Linked DNA regions of Homo sapiens: regions 2 and 3 are each linked to region 1. The links are chromatin loops, found by intact Hi-C in ENCODE. Cell type or tissue: endothelial cell of umbilical vein. All regions are shown on one strand.

Region 1 (5,000 bases):
ATCCACCTCTGGTTACAGAATGTATCATGATGCCTTATTAGCAGCAGCCCAATGGCTCCCTGGAGCACCACTACTTCTGTCAATACATGCTAAAGCAGCACAGAAACATCTACGAAGATAGGGAACGTTGGGTAGGAAAGACCAGGACTGCAAATATCTTGCCATCCCAGCCTTGGAAGGGACCTCAAGGCCATGTAGTTCAGCCTGCATCCCCTCAGAGTGAAGCATTCTGTGTTCCCCAAAAGGCAGGAGAAACTTTGCCTGTGGTAGTGTGGGTTGCAACCCTTCAAGGATGCTTCTGAGAATCATGTTGTTAAGATAGCTACTGAGCAAAAGGCTGGGATTCTCAAAGTCACTTTGAGCGCATGTAATAGGAGGCAGAGATGAGGTCATCTCCCTAAAGGTCAGCTGCATCCCCAGATGTGTTCTTACCTCAGCCCTCACTTGAAGAGAGCCAAAAAAATGGCTCATCCAGGGGAAAGTGTGGGACTTATGCCCACACGTCCATAGCAGACCAAGCACCTGGCCAGGCCCAGCAGCCAGGAGTGACCCCGCCCCTTGTTCTCTGCCAAACATTGTTCCTTGTACTTGGCCAGTACCCGGGTTTTGCAGCCTCAGACATCTAACCACCTTTTCCCAAAGGACCTCACCCACTTTACCTCAACCCCACCCCATCCCATCCCTTGGCCAGACCTGTAATTACTGGACCTGAAAAGCAGCCTCCAGGATACCACATGGGGGCAGGGCAGCCCCCAGCAAGCAGCCAACTAAGATTTTTCTTTCTACAACATCCCTTCACTGTTCTTTCTCCCTCATCCTCTCATTACCTCCTCTCAGGGGGTTGTGCCAGCCAGGGCTACCCCTCACACTTTTGGGGCCAGAACAAAAGTAAAATAATATCCCCTCTCCTGTCCCCTGCCCAGTCTATGGCTTGGTTCTTTCTCTTCCTAATCCCTGACTCTGTCCACATGGGACAGCCCACGCAGGTGTACACACACTCCATCTCACAGTTCCAGCCACCCCACTGCTATGCAATGGCCTCTTGCTGCCCCTTGGGCCTGTATAGGTGCACACCATCCACTTCTAATGGGGACAGAACAAGGAAAGATTCCCCTGCAAGTTCTGAATACCAGCTCAGGACCATTTGGGTAGGGAATTCTGTTTCCAGGTGTCCGAAGTGTGGCCAAGAAGGAGGGATGTTGGGTCCACGAAGGGTCATCCACTTGACCCTGAAGGATGTTTGCCAGAGAAAGGTCGGAGTTGGGCTCTCTAAAAGGCAGGACCCAGGGCAAAGATCTACCCTGGTAAAGGGTTGGTACTGGCACCAACTTACTAAAGAGTTTCTGGGCTTCCAGTGTCTTCCTTCTTCCCACTGAAGATATCTATGTTGGATCAAATCAAATCTGTTTATGACACCTATCATGCTCTAAAATAAACACAGCTTCTCTGCCAAGCCTTCTACAAGAACCAAACATGGCTTTCAAAATCATTTCCTTCCCATACCTGAGCATTCTGTGACCGGTAGACAGAATCTTAAAAGAGAAGACCCTGGGAGCAAAGAGACATAAACAGAGTAGCTGCTGTGCCTTCTGAGAATGAGGGGTCATCTGCTATTCCCTCAGGGTACTCAGCTCAGCTTTCCTGGTTTTGTTCCATTTTGTGAGAAGAAGTAATTATATACCATATTTAAAATAAGTGCTATTAACATCTATAAGCACAAGAGAAGTTACGAGTTTGCAATTTTAAATGTGGTAGGCTTAATGAGAAAATGACATTTGAACAAAGACTTGAAGGAGATGAGGTATTTACCTATGTAGATATCTGGAGGAACCTTCCAGACAGGGGAAACAGCCAGTGCAAAGGCCCTGTGGTAGGTGCTCTTCTGGCTACAGGAAGAGGGGGGATGTCAGTGTACCTGGAACTGAGCAAGCAATGGGAAGAACAAGGGGAAGAGATAGTAACCAGATTGCACGGAGCAGCACCTCTTAAATTACAGAACTTTCACTCATTAGTGAGTGAGATAGAAGAGGGGGCTTTGGAAAGTCTTGAAACCAGAAGTTGTCATAGAATGACGGTGGCTATCATTGGTGAGAATAGCTAAGACTAGAAGCAGAAAGACCAGTTATAAGGCTATTGCAGCAGTCTAGGCAAGAGATGATGGTGGCACAGGCCAGCAAGGTACCAGTGTGGGTGGAAGGAAATTATACAAATCTGGATATATATTGAAGAAAGGTTCAATGGGATTTCCTGGCTTTCTTCATTTTTGGAATAATGTAGCTACTCTGGCATTAGTCCAAGTCACTAGTAGTCATTGAAGAACAAAGAATAACTGGTGGAAACAGCTTCCTCCAGTGAATGTTATTGATAAGGGATCAATGTGAGGCACAGGTCTTAATCTCTTGTTCCACCTCCAATCCTGGCGATCTTTCCCTCTCATGACTCATGCTCAAAATTTGTCCAGTTCCTCTCTATACGTCTCATTCATAAATGATGTTGGTCACCACCTTCTCATTCAGCCACTGTCAATACTTCTGAAACCAATTGGAATGTAAGTAAATACATGCATTCCTAGGTAGGTAGGTAGGTAGGTAGGTAGGTAGGTAGGTAGGTAGATAGATAGGTAGATGCATAGATTCCCAAGCAACCAAAAATATAGATACAATGGTCTCTGCATTTGATTATGTGCTTGCTTGTTTGAAAGTGTAATATCAATCAATGCATCACGAATTGAGCCAAAGGTTTAGTGTTGGTGTTACTTAGTAGCGACAGCAAGCAATTTGCTCAAATCTCTTGGGCTTCTGTTTTTCCCTTGAAAAATGAAGTGAGTGGGAACGGTGCCCCTTAAGTACCAGTTAAGTTTACACATCACGTTTTCTGCTTCCACCATGCCCCTGCACCTTTATTTTCTTTCATCTTTCCAGTGATCCCCCCTAATTAGGAGCTCTGCTTATAAATGGTATCTTTTGTCTCTTTCAGTTACTTTCTTCCTCCCTGGTTTAATGAGCTTTCTCCACAGTGTGCCTTTTTCTCCCAGTAGATGGCAGTATTCAGTTTTGTTTCCTGATGCTACTTTGCCCTGTTGGAAGGCCTGGGCCAGCTGCCCTTTCTGCAAAGCCTATGTCCTTTTAGCACTAGAGGTGATCACAGAAGAGGAAATTAAGGGAGGAACTGATGAGTGTTGAAAGGCTCCCATGAAAACCGTGGCGATGCCAAGTAGCCTCCTCCTGTTTTCAAGCAGGTTTATTTTATTTAACTTTCGGGTTAGTGATAAAAACAACGGTCTTCCACATGTCAAAGTGTTGTCCCAACTCATCTGATCTTTCTACTCTGTGACGCAGTTAGTACAGATTTCATTGACCTCAGGTCTTGATCCCAGGAGTTATAATGGGATGGCTGCTGTTGTTGAGGATATTCAGGGTTAGAAGCAGGAAGACCAGTTAGGAGGCTGTGGCAGTGGTCCAGGCAAGAGACCGTGGAGCTACCAGCCGGGAGCACTGCAGGTGGGGGATGTGGTGTGGAGACGGATGGTAGTGGAACAAGCTCTGAGCTTGCTACCTGGAGAACCAGAGTCTCCTCTGGCACTGTTATTTCACTAATCTTGGCAACACTCTCAATTTCTCTGGGCCTCTGAAGACACCCCCTGTTCTAGGATTCTGTGGAATCATGAAGGAAATCAATCCACATGTAGCTTGCAAGTCACCTGACAAGGGACACATCACTCACCGGTTAATGGTGCATTGAGAGCCAGAAGCCATATCTTTAGTAGGGGCTTCACCTTACCACTAACTGAAGATGGTGTGAAAACATCCATTTCCGCAGTCCAGTTTCTTGTCTTTCCAGAAGAAATCTCATCTAGGAAAACAATATGTGTAACAAATCAAAGCAAACTGCTCCGGTTGAAAGGGGATAGAATCCTGCACCTCCTGGCCCCCACCTTCCCACTGACTGCAAGTAGCAAGTAAAGACCTCCAACAGAGAGGAGCAAAACCCCTGCCAATGTGACTTCAAATCTTCAAGTGCCGTGCCTTGACCTATGTTAATCAAGGAATTCTGGGATCACTAATATCAGTTTTTTCTTGAACTCCTCGGGAAAATTTTGCAGGGAGGAGAATAATATAATAAGAGTATGGAGGAATTTTTGTGTTTGGGAGTGGGATATATTGGGGCGGATGGTGTCACACAATAACTTTAAAACATTTTATGGTTCTTAATTGCCTATAAGATCAAATTTAGACTTGTTAGCATAGATAAAGGAGTTTCATAATCTGCCCCCATTCCCCCCCTCCAATCCTGGAGGGGATACTATCCTTCTGGTATATCTTTGAAGATGCCACGCACCTTGACACTCCTACTCATTCCAGAAAACACAACTCCAAAACCTTCCTTAAGCAATAGCCCTGACAAGCATTCATAGCGTTTTGTATATACAATTCTTTTACAGTCTGTATCACAGTGTTTGTTTTCCCGCCAGCTTCCCTCTTTGTTTGTTACTTGCTTGAGAATAGGGACCATGTCTTATACATTCTAAACATCAAGCATGATCCAAGAGAAGGTCTTACTGTGCAAAATCAATGAATAACAGGAGGTTTTGGGGGTCATGTTGTAGTGTTAGGATGTGGGAAAATATCATAAGCTAAGGGATGACTTAGAAATGTATTACAGATAATTTAGTCAAATACAGCCACTATGGCCTTACAAAGAAATGTGTGTGTGTGTGTTCGTGTGTGTGTGTGTGTGTGTGTGTGTATATGTGTATATATATATATATATATATACTTGCAATTAATCAAATTGTTTAATGTCTGCCTGCTTAGTAACAAAGAGATTACATAGTTTGTTGTTATTATTGCTTGTAAATGACCTTGCAGAGTTTCTTTACAATCCATTGGGCAAATAGGACTTCAGTAGGAAGGAAATTAATACGCATGAATTCAGCATGCACAATAATTCAACCAATATTGTTTGATGTTAGCATCCTTTTGAAAAGAAAAGGTAAAACA
Region 2 (5,000 bases), 240 kb after region 1:
CCCAAATGTCCATTGATGATAGGCTGGATAAAGAAAATGTGGCACATATACACCATGGAATACTATGCAGCCATAAAAAAGGATGAGTTAATGTCCTTTGCAGGAACATGGATGAAGCTGGAAACCATCATTCTCAGCAAACTAACACAGGAACAGAAAACCAAACACTGCATGTTCTCACTCATAGGTGGGAGTTGAGCAATGAGAACACCTGGACACAGGGTGGGGAACATCAAACACCGGGGCCTTTTGGAGGGTGGGGGGCTGGGGGAGGGATAGCATTAGGAAAAATACCTAATGTAAATGACAAATTGATAGGTGCAGCAAACCAAGATGGCACATATATACCTATGTAACAAACCTGCACATTGTGCGCCTGTACCCTAGAACTTAAAGTATAATAAAAAAAAGAAAAAAATTAGTTTTTTAATGATGCAAATTCTGTATAAAATATATTACAGGCTGGGTGCAGTGGCTCACGCCGGTAATCCCAAGCAGCACTCTGGGAGGCCGAGGTGGATGGATTGCTTGAACTCAGGAGTTTGAGACCAGCCTGTGCAACATGGCAAAACTCTGTCTCTACAAATAAATACAAAAAATTAGCTAGGTGTGGTGGTGCACGCCTGTGGTCCCAGCTACTCAGGAAACTGAGGCTAGAGGATCACTTGTGTCTGGGAGGTCAAGGCTGCAGTGAGCCAAGATTGCACCTCTGCACTCCAGCCTGGCCAGCAGAGTAAGACTCTGTTTCAAAAAAATAAAAAATGAAAATAATAAAAAAAAAGAGACCTGTAATGCCAGGCACTGTCATTTTCTTGTAGAATAGGGCATTCCATCAGAAGTTATCTAATAGTTGGAGCCTCATACTCCTGATTATTCCATAAGCCAATGACTAATATTTCACAATGATAATGTCTTTTTACTGGATTCCCAAAAACATATTACCACATTTTGATAATTTAAAGATTCACACTTAAAAAATGTTTTCATTCGTTTTCTTTTTGATACGGTTTGGCTGTGTCCCCACCCAGATCTCATCTTGAATTCCCACATGTTGTGGGAAGGACCTGGTGGGAGGTAATTGAATCCTGGGGTCAGGTCTTTTCCATGCTGTTCTTGTGATAGTGAATAAGTCTCGCGAGATCTGATGGTTTTAAAAAGAGGAATTTCCCTGCACAAGCTCTCTTCTCTCGTCTGCTGCCACGTGAGACATGCCTTTCACCTTGAGCCATGATTGTGAGGCTTCCCCAACCACGTGGAATTGTAAGTCCATTAAGCCTCTTTCTTTTGCAAATTGCCCAGTCTTGGGTATGTCTTTATCAGCAGTGTGAAAACAGACTAATAACACTTTTTGTGATAGATTAAATTTTCCATGTACTAAGAAGACATAAAAAAGAATAGTGCAAATTGTAAGGAAATTTAAAATATAAGTTAACCAATGTGATGAAAATAAACAGAAGCCTAGATCTCCCCATAGAAGAAGGTGCTTTGGGATTGCTGGTTTCTGTAGTCTTCTTTTACCAGCAGGATGGAGACAGGGTCCCTGATGAGAATGGGGTGATTGCTAAGGGTGTTGGTATGGTGAGAATTCAGGGTGAGGCTGCTGACCAGGGTACTGAGAGGGGAAATTCTGAGAAGTGCAGCTGCCTGCCCATTCCGGTGAAGAGTGAAGATGGACAGAGCTTTGCACTGACCCTGTTGCTCTTCCCGCTGGGGTGGCCAGTGTGGAATCCAATGAGCTACTAACAAGGACAGTTACCTTTGCAGATAAAACAACAGTAATTTAGAGGAGAATTGCAATTTACTGGGATTCACTAAAAGACTACCCACGAGTGAACACTACTTGCTATTTTATATTTGTCCAATCAAATTTAAAAGATGTTTATTAGCTCATGCCTTTCTACGGTAATGCATCATCTTTCATGGGATTGTAGAGAAGCTCAGTGCAATAATTTCTCTGGTTCAATTCCTTTGCTACATATAATTAATCTGCATTGATAACTATGGTATTTTGGGGATGTATCATTTGGGAATTGCATTCTCAAATACCTTTATTGTGATGCTAAAGAGTCCCAAATCATAGTATATTAAACCAGATATATATATTTCCTTTCATATAACAAGAGAGTTGAAAGGAGGTAGTGCAGAGATGAAATGAAAGTCCATAGCCCTACCACGGTCTTAGCGGGTTCTTTCCTTCTGTTTTACCATCATTAGCATATGGTTCCCTGATGGTTGTTTCAGAATAGAACGATGGCTGCTACAACAACCAGCCATAGCATCCATTTCATAAGCAGAAAGAATGAGCAAGGGAGAAAATATTCCTACTAGTTCAGCAGGCCCCCTTTAGATAACTCTCTTAGATGACCCAGACAAAGACTTCCTCTTCCATCTTATTACCCAGCATGATCTTCTAGAGAGGTGGGGAAATGTAGTTGTACCTGCCCTCAACAACATAAGGATCCTGTTAGTAAAAAGGAAGGGTAATATGAATATCGGGTAGGCAAGTGGTAGACTCTGGCTACCACTGTGCGGCATTTTAGTGAATGAAAGATGACGATGTGGCATGTATATTCTTAGAAAGGCCATGTAAGATGATGTTATCTATGGGTCAAATGAATTTCCCTTCAGGTGACCAAGGTATTTACACACATTCCTTGCAGGCATTAAAAAGAAAAAAGGAAGGAGGGCAGGGAGAAAGCCACTGCCACAGTTGTGGCCGAGTGAAAGGTGAACACCTAGGTGTGGTAGTTCCAGTATGGCAGATGGAATTGTTCACTCTTTCAGTGCCCCCTTGTGCCCAATATACTGTAACAGGATAATACAGGGAAACAGTCAAGAAAGAAACTTTTTGAAAACTCCATTCATTAAAGCTACAGTATAGCAATGTGTGGTTTTAGCTACTAGAAATGCAAAAAAATAAAAAATACCTATACAGTATATAACTTCATGATGCTGGGACAAGACGTCACAATGTTAAGGCATATCTTTCTTGTGCTAAGTAGTTCTCTTGTCAAAAAATATGTTTTCCATTTAAATTTGGAGTTGTTGGGCTTTTTTCCTCCCTTATATTTATGTATGGTCTGATTTTTTTTTTTTGTATTGGCTGGTTCTTCATTAATCTACCAAGCTAACTGTATTTATATGTAAACTCAAGCCTGATGCAAGGGTCTTTTGTTTCTTTGTTTTATTTTATTTTTAAATAACTGTCTGAAAAGCAGTGGAATATGGGTTGCAAAATTTACCAGCAGCACTATCATCCAACAATCAGTTTAAAAAGGTGAAGCAAAAATAAGGCTGCTCACACCCCTGTTATGGGTAGGCACTCATTGAACATTGTGTGTGCCCTGTAGACCTGCATTCTCCAGTGGTCCCAGTCCGGTTCCACAGAATCAACTTTTAGAACTGTAATCATCAATACAGACCAACTTACTCAACTCCCTCTTTCACAGATAAAGAAGCTGAAGTCACGAAGGAAAAACAAATCCTGTCACAGTCTCATGGGACGGGGTAGGAACTAGAACCAACGACTCATCCAGAGTTCATATTAACTCCGAACTGTTGCCACCATTTACAGAGACTCATAGGAGAAGCCGCTTGCTCTACAGTGTGAGGATTGCAAGCTGTGCTAGGATTCAAGCTCAGAGTCCCTGAGCCTTTGTCTCCTGTTCTTTCCTGTGTGCTTATGTGGTCAGTCCACTTTCCTTCTCCGACATGAAGGCTTGGCCCATTCCAAGTCTCCTTTGGAAGAAAATGGGTAAACTATGAATGCCATTGTTTAACACTGTCAATTGGAATATTAAAATGTTTCTTTCATTAGAAATAAACTTTTGTCAATTTAAACAGTGGAAGAGTAATTCATCACAGGGGAAGAGGAATGAGAACCTTTGGAATTTATTTTCAATAAAAGATCCTGCTAGTAGAAGAAAACTCCTGAAACCCTGGTTTTACTGATGCCCATTAACATGTATACTTGAAGCAAGAGTATGAAGCTCTTAAAATCTGCCCTTTCAAAAACTTTAAAAAGTTATGTAGGGAGTTATAAGTACATAAGATGAAAATGAACACCTTCTCTTAGTAAATGTATTTTAGGAGCATAGAGAAATTGTAAAGAGAAAGGTGAGAGTAATAGAACTTCACCTGGTAATTTTCTGGGGTAAAAGAAAAGGGGATAAAGGTCCCGGGGCTATATTACTAAAGAACAAATGAGAAAGAAGGGCAACACACTGTTAAATAATGTATGCAACATTCTGCCCTGAAATTCTTATTTTGAGTAAGATCCTTTACCCTCCCTGACAATATGATCATATTGAACAGTTGGATTAAAAAAAAAATTGTGGTTTTGTTCAGTAAAAACCTAAATACCAGGGGAGTATCTGCTGTCTTTATACCCATATAATTAGGTGGAATGTGGAAAAATCCAATCAAGCTGTGTCTGACTGTATATCTAATCTGATTGGCTTTCAACTGGATCATAGAGGAGATAAATGGCATTTCTACAACACAGCCATTCAGTCACTTTGTTATGAACTTTTTCCTTACCTTAAATTCATCCATAAATGCCATTTAAACTCTGGTCCCAAAGGTAGTGAGGCGGTGAGTAGAAAATAGAATCTTAACACCCACTTCCTCTGTTCAGTTATGTCTTTGCTCCTTCAAGTATGGTCTGCAGGCTGGTCATCACCTGGGAGCTTGTTTGAAATGCAACTCTCAGGCCCTCACTCTGACTTGTGCAACCAGAATCAACATTTTCAAAATATCTTTGGGTAAACTGTATGCACATTAAAGTTTAAGAAGCTGTCAGTCATCTATATAACTTCTATTCACATGGAAATTCTGATTATGAACCTGCTGCTTAAATCTAAGATATTCTTCACATGACTTATACACCTATTCTGGAAAATATCTGAAAGTACCCGGGAATAAAATGCATGAGACTATCTGTGTATATATAGCTTTCTATGTTTCTGGTTGACTTTTCTTTTTTTTACTATTTTATGGCA
Region 3 (5,000 bases), 53 kb after region 1:
TTTAAATGTTGAAAGTCCTTCAACATTATTCAATACCAAAAAAGTTACACCATGTTTTTTAATGAGCTGCTTTATACTTTTTCCTACACGTTTGGCTGTATTCCCTTTGATTGCCTTTTGATATGACAATGGATTTTATATATAATCTTTAATAGAAAACAGAAAGATAATTTAGTTTTTGGGCTAGCATGGTTGATCAAAATCTATTTTTTATTGGCTGAAATGCGTAAAATGCAAAAACCCACCTCATACACAAGCGCACCCATTTTTCTTTTAGTTTTTAGTACTGCAACAAGAACATGCCCTACAAACACAGAAATTGTGATATGTTTTGTTTCACTTGTTTCCCATAAAAACTGTACGGTGCATTTATGATTGTATATGTTGGGAAATTCTGTGTATTCTGATAGCAGAGAACTTGCATTTTGACAAGAACTGAATGCTCCACTTATAACTTCACAAACTGTAGACTAGCTTCAGAGTCCTACCTTCGAGCCTTGTTTCTTGTCCACCACTTGTACAGCTGCCATGTCAAGTACCACAGGCCTTATTCATGCCCTGATACAAGGTGGACATTGCACCTTCTTGTCAAGACACTGGATGAGTTTACACAGCAGGCAACAGGAGTATTTCTGGAAGCCATTACTACACTACAGTGGAAAACGATAACATTACACATTATACATGTGACTATGAACCGCTTAACTGTTTCCACTAAATAATAAGTAAATGCATCTCTAATTCAACTTTCCCTTCTATATATCATCCCCCAAACACTCACCCCCATTCAACAACACCTAACACAAAGGGAATTGTGGTGGAGCAGAAGTTAAAGTGGAAACAGACAGCTGTCTTAATTGATTATGATGCAATTTTTTTTTTCTGAAAATGTTTCAAAATCAAAAGATGATAGGAATTATTTTTGAAGTCTGTCCCAGGGTGTGGGAGGGTCTGTAGGAACTAGGTCCCTGACATTTGAACTTCCTGGCAAAGCTTCCTTCCTTAATGCTGGCAATGGCCAACTTAGTGTCTGGTCTTCTGCTTTCCCAACCCAGAAATGTGAAGCTTCTGGTTGCTGAGGAGGTCCTAGCCCTCAGGTGGAACGGTGCCATGTGTCCTGGAGCCCAGATACTGCCTGGGCAGAGAGGTCTGATCACACACAGAGATGGGTGTTGGCCTAGGCTTTCCAGATGAAAACAGTGTGACTGATGGCTACTGAGGTGGGGCTTTGGAAACTGGGTCCTTTCAGCCCATGGATGAAGCCTGAGATGTCATGCCCAGTGTTTGAAGCTTACAGACCCAGCTCAATTGACTAATAAGAAGCCTGCTTTGTGCATTTAACTCTTCGGTGTTTCCTCCCTCCCTCCCTCACTCCCTTCCTCTCTCCCTCCCTCCCTTCCTCTCTCCCTCCCTCCCTTCCTCTCTCCCTCCCTCCATTCCTCTCTCCCTCCCTCCCTTCCTTCCTCTCTCCCTCCCTCCCTTCCTCTCTCCCTCCCTCCCTTCCTTCCTCTATCCCTCCCTTGCCCCTTCTTTCTTTCCTTTACTTCCTTCCTTCCTTCCTTCCTTCCTTCCTTCCTTCCTTCTTTCCTTCCTTCTTTCTTTCATTTAATCATCCTGATAGGACACTGAACTAAAAGCTTGAACCCTGGGTTTCTGTTCTGATCTACCACTCATAGCTGTGTGTCCTTGAACAATCCCTTCATGCTTCTGAACCTCACTTTCATTATCTATAAAGAAAGCAAGTGAACTTGACAGTCTCTTGGTTTCCTGCCCTCAGTAACATCTGATTTTTCTAGGTCTGATTAGTATGCCAAATCACATGTGATGTTGAAATGTGTGAGGTTATGTTCTCACCACTAAGTCATTCCCACTGAATCTTTATAAATGTAAGCTAAATATTAAGTAAGTAGTGTGAACCCAGGATTACACAGTTGCTTCACATGGATATCTCAGGTAATTCCCCAACAACTAATGTTTTCAGAAAAAATGTATCTGTCACTTGAGATGTCCCGGGTACTGTGAAGAGCTCTTGCAACAAAGCCCACATCATGTAAGTAAGTCCTCATGACCACCTTAATAGTTGTGTGATATTATTGTATTCCTTATTTTAGAGAAGAGGAAACTGAGGCACAGGAAGTTTGAGTACTAGAGTGTCAAAGTCATACAGCTAGTAAGTGTCACGGTCATCACCTCCAATTATCTCTAAGCCACAGATGACAGCAATTAAATGATTTACCCAGGATTATTCACCCTAGATGGCAGAGATAGAAATAGAATTTCATTGCCTCTAGATAATGGGACAGTATAAGAAAACTCCACTCACTTGAAGTTCTTTCCAATTGACAAATGTAGTTGGCAATTTATTACCCCAGAGAAATACTTTTTCCCCTTGCTTTTAGATGTATCTGTTGTTAAAAGGGGGGAACAAAAGTATCAATTTTGTATAAAGAGTTCGGAAATAATTTGAGTTTTACAGGGTGTCACTTAATCTTTGAATCTGGTTTTATTCGGTAATATTTTGAAAACTACTCAGGCCAAAAAATCCGGATAAAACTACTGTCCTGGCACCAAAAATGGAAGAAATGGTAACTGCTGTTCCCTGCATCCTAGGCATTTCCCTGGGCTTACATAGAATTTATTCCAATGTTCCACCAGGTGGTGCTCTGGTGAAGACATGGTTCTCAGGCTCTCCAACCCCTTGACGTTATGCTTGGAAATATTTTGAGTAGATTAAGTCATTTCTCCTAAGAAAGAGGCTGCCCAGTAAAAGGAATATGATTGCCCATTTTGCCAATAAGACACAACGTGCACACAGAGAAAAGTCCAACGGGAATCCTCAGATAAAGGACAATCGTCCCTGAAAAAGTCAGTCCCAAAACATCTAAGAAGGTATTAGAACAGTGGTCTTGGCTGAGTCTTATGGGACTAGAATCAGGAATTTGGAGCTTGCGTTTCTGCTACTAATCTATGAGTCATTTGGAGAACCTCATTCTTCTCTGGACTGCAGTGTCCTCACCTATAAAATGTGTATAAGTGTACTGGGGTGGTGGGGAGGGGGTTAGACTGTATCAGCCTTCTTCTACAGGGGGCTCATAAGCCCAATCAATGGTATTTGTAGTCCAACCTCCTGAAGCTGTGAAAAAAACTTTGTGTGTACACATATTTTTCTGGGAAGAAGGTCCATTGCTTTGGACAGATCTAATCAGAAGCCAGGAGTCCTAAAATGTTAACATCTGGATCAGATCATTTCTAAGGTCCTCTCCAAGCTTCAGTATTCTATGATGTTATAATCTTTCTGGGAAGGAACTTGTGGCTGTCAAATTAATTGGATATCCCTAGCTATGTTCTAGCCGCATCCTTTCTTATGTACTCTCTAATGATTTTGTTAAGGCAGTCACACCTAAGTTAACAGAGTCCTGCAACACCCTCTCTACTAGATTAGGTGGCACATCATGTGACTGATGTGGTTCATTAGGGAGCCAAGAGAGACCAGAGGAGCTGTGAGAGCAACTGGCCAGATCCCACAGGAGCTCAGTGGTGGAAGCAGGTGCTAATTACCATCCTTTGGAGGAACAGGATATGCATTTTTTGGGAGTGGGTAAGAATTTCTGGTTAGACAAGCTCCAAATTCTTTGGCCTACTTTGAAGGCACTGCCTGTTCCATTGGCTAGGATGAGATTTTGTTTCCTGATGAGCACCAGCTCAGCCAGGAAGGAAGGCTCAGAAAAGGAGGTGTGGATATTCTTTGTGGAGGAATTGTCATGCAAATAAAGGCTCCTTCCCAACCCAAGGTGTAACTGTGAGGGAGTGTCAGGGTCCCACCTTTCTGGCTCAGGAAAAACATATCTCTTACTTTTTTACAGGAGTAGGTTTGGTAGCTGAGTAATGTAATTATATAGATTATAGATTACCAACAAACACTGAGATTTCAACCTGTTCTGGATATATATTATTTGTGAGGGGAGGGGCTTGGAGAAAAAGAGCAGGAATATTGGTTGGGATGTAGCCAATGGGAGAACCCCATTATTAAACAGAGAGTGCAGTCCAAGCATTGCACCCACAAGAGGAATTCAATGTAGGGAGATATTGGGAGTAGAGATCAGTGCTTGGGAGAGAGGAGCTGGGAAAGAAAGCAATTCCTCCAAAGGCTCTAAGTCAGCGTGTTGTCCAGAACGGAAATTGAGTATAGGAAGAGAGATTCTTTCTTGGACTTTGGAATATCTAGTCTGGTTCCTTTTCAGAATGATCAGACCACCTTCCTTACCTATTGCCTGGGCCAATGGTTCTCAGCCCTGGCTCTGCATTAAAACCACCTTTTAAAAATTTGGCAATCTCTGGGCCAGGTGCGGTGGCTCAAACCTGTAATCCCAGCACTTTGGAAGGCCAAGGCAGGTGGATCACTTGAGGTCAGGAGTTCGAGACCACCCTGGCCAACATGGCAAAACCCTGTCTCTACTAAAAATACAAAAATTAGCCGGGTGTGGTGGCATGTGCCTGTAATTCCAGTTATTGAGGAGGCTGAGGCAGGAGAATTGCTTGAACCTGGGAGGCAGAGGTTGCAGTGAGCCGAGATCATGCCACTGCACTCCGGCCTGGGTAACAGAGCAAGACTCTGTCTCAAAAACAAAAAACAAAAACAAAAAACTTAATGATGTCTTGGTTTCATGCTAAATCAGTAAGTCAGAATATCTGAGGTTAGAGCCTAGCATTGCTACTAAAAAAGTTATTTCCTTGTGACTTTAATATGCTGCCAAGGTTGAGAACCACTGGCCTACACCAATGATGGAAAACATGGAACATGCATGCTGATAACCCCCTCCCAAGTTCATGGAATGTGTTTGTTTAGTAATTACAACATTCTTTGTGCACTACAGAACTTGTGCACAATGCCTGGAACATAGCAGTTGCTCAATAAACATTTATTAAATCTAGTGATCTTTGGGGCAAGATGGGGTGGTGATATCTTTCACTTCAGCACCCATTTTAATTTATTCCTTTTC

The links. Peaks named below come from ENCODE experiments on the same cell type or tissue, not always from the same donor. Only the 100,000 strongest peaks of a DNase experiment are listed, where the experiment ranks them.
Region 2: a loop joins it to region 1, with 17 times the contacts of the local background. A loop is called at or near these places in 12 of 110 quality-filtered maps.
Region 3: a loop joins it to region 1, with 7 times the contacts of the local background. A loop is called at or near these places in 10 of 110 quality-filtered maps.

What each region holds. Positions count from the first base shown.
Region 1 is chr20:6,580,252-6,585,251 of GRCh38, forward strand. No RefSeq gene overlaps it. Among named protein-coding and RNA genes, the nearest start is that of LINC01713, 150 kb to the right of the region's middle. In endothelial cell of umbilical vein, CTCF peaks have their summits at 3,034 (motif pointing right) and 3,234; DNase peaks (open chromatin) are centred at 2,380 and 3,040; H3K27ac peaks cover 386 bases.
Region 2 is chr20:6,817,019-6,822,018 of GRCh38, forward strand. No RefSeq gene overlaps it. Among named protein-coding and RNA genes, the nearest start is that of BMP2, 52 kb to the left of the region's middle. In endothelial cell of umbilical vein, a CTCF peak has its summit at 2,769 (motif pointing left); a DNase peak (open chromatin) is centred at 2,773; H3K27me3 peaks cover 196 bases.
Region 3 is chr20:6,633,748-6,638,747 of GRCh38, forward strand. No RefSeq gene overlaps it. Among named protein-coding and RNA genes, the nearest start is that of LINC01713, 100 kb to the right of the region's middle. RefSeq lists an enhancer at 3,504-4,017. In endothelial cell of umbilical vein, a CTCF peak has its summit at 2,629 (motif pointing right); a DNase peak (open chromatin) is centred at 2,704.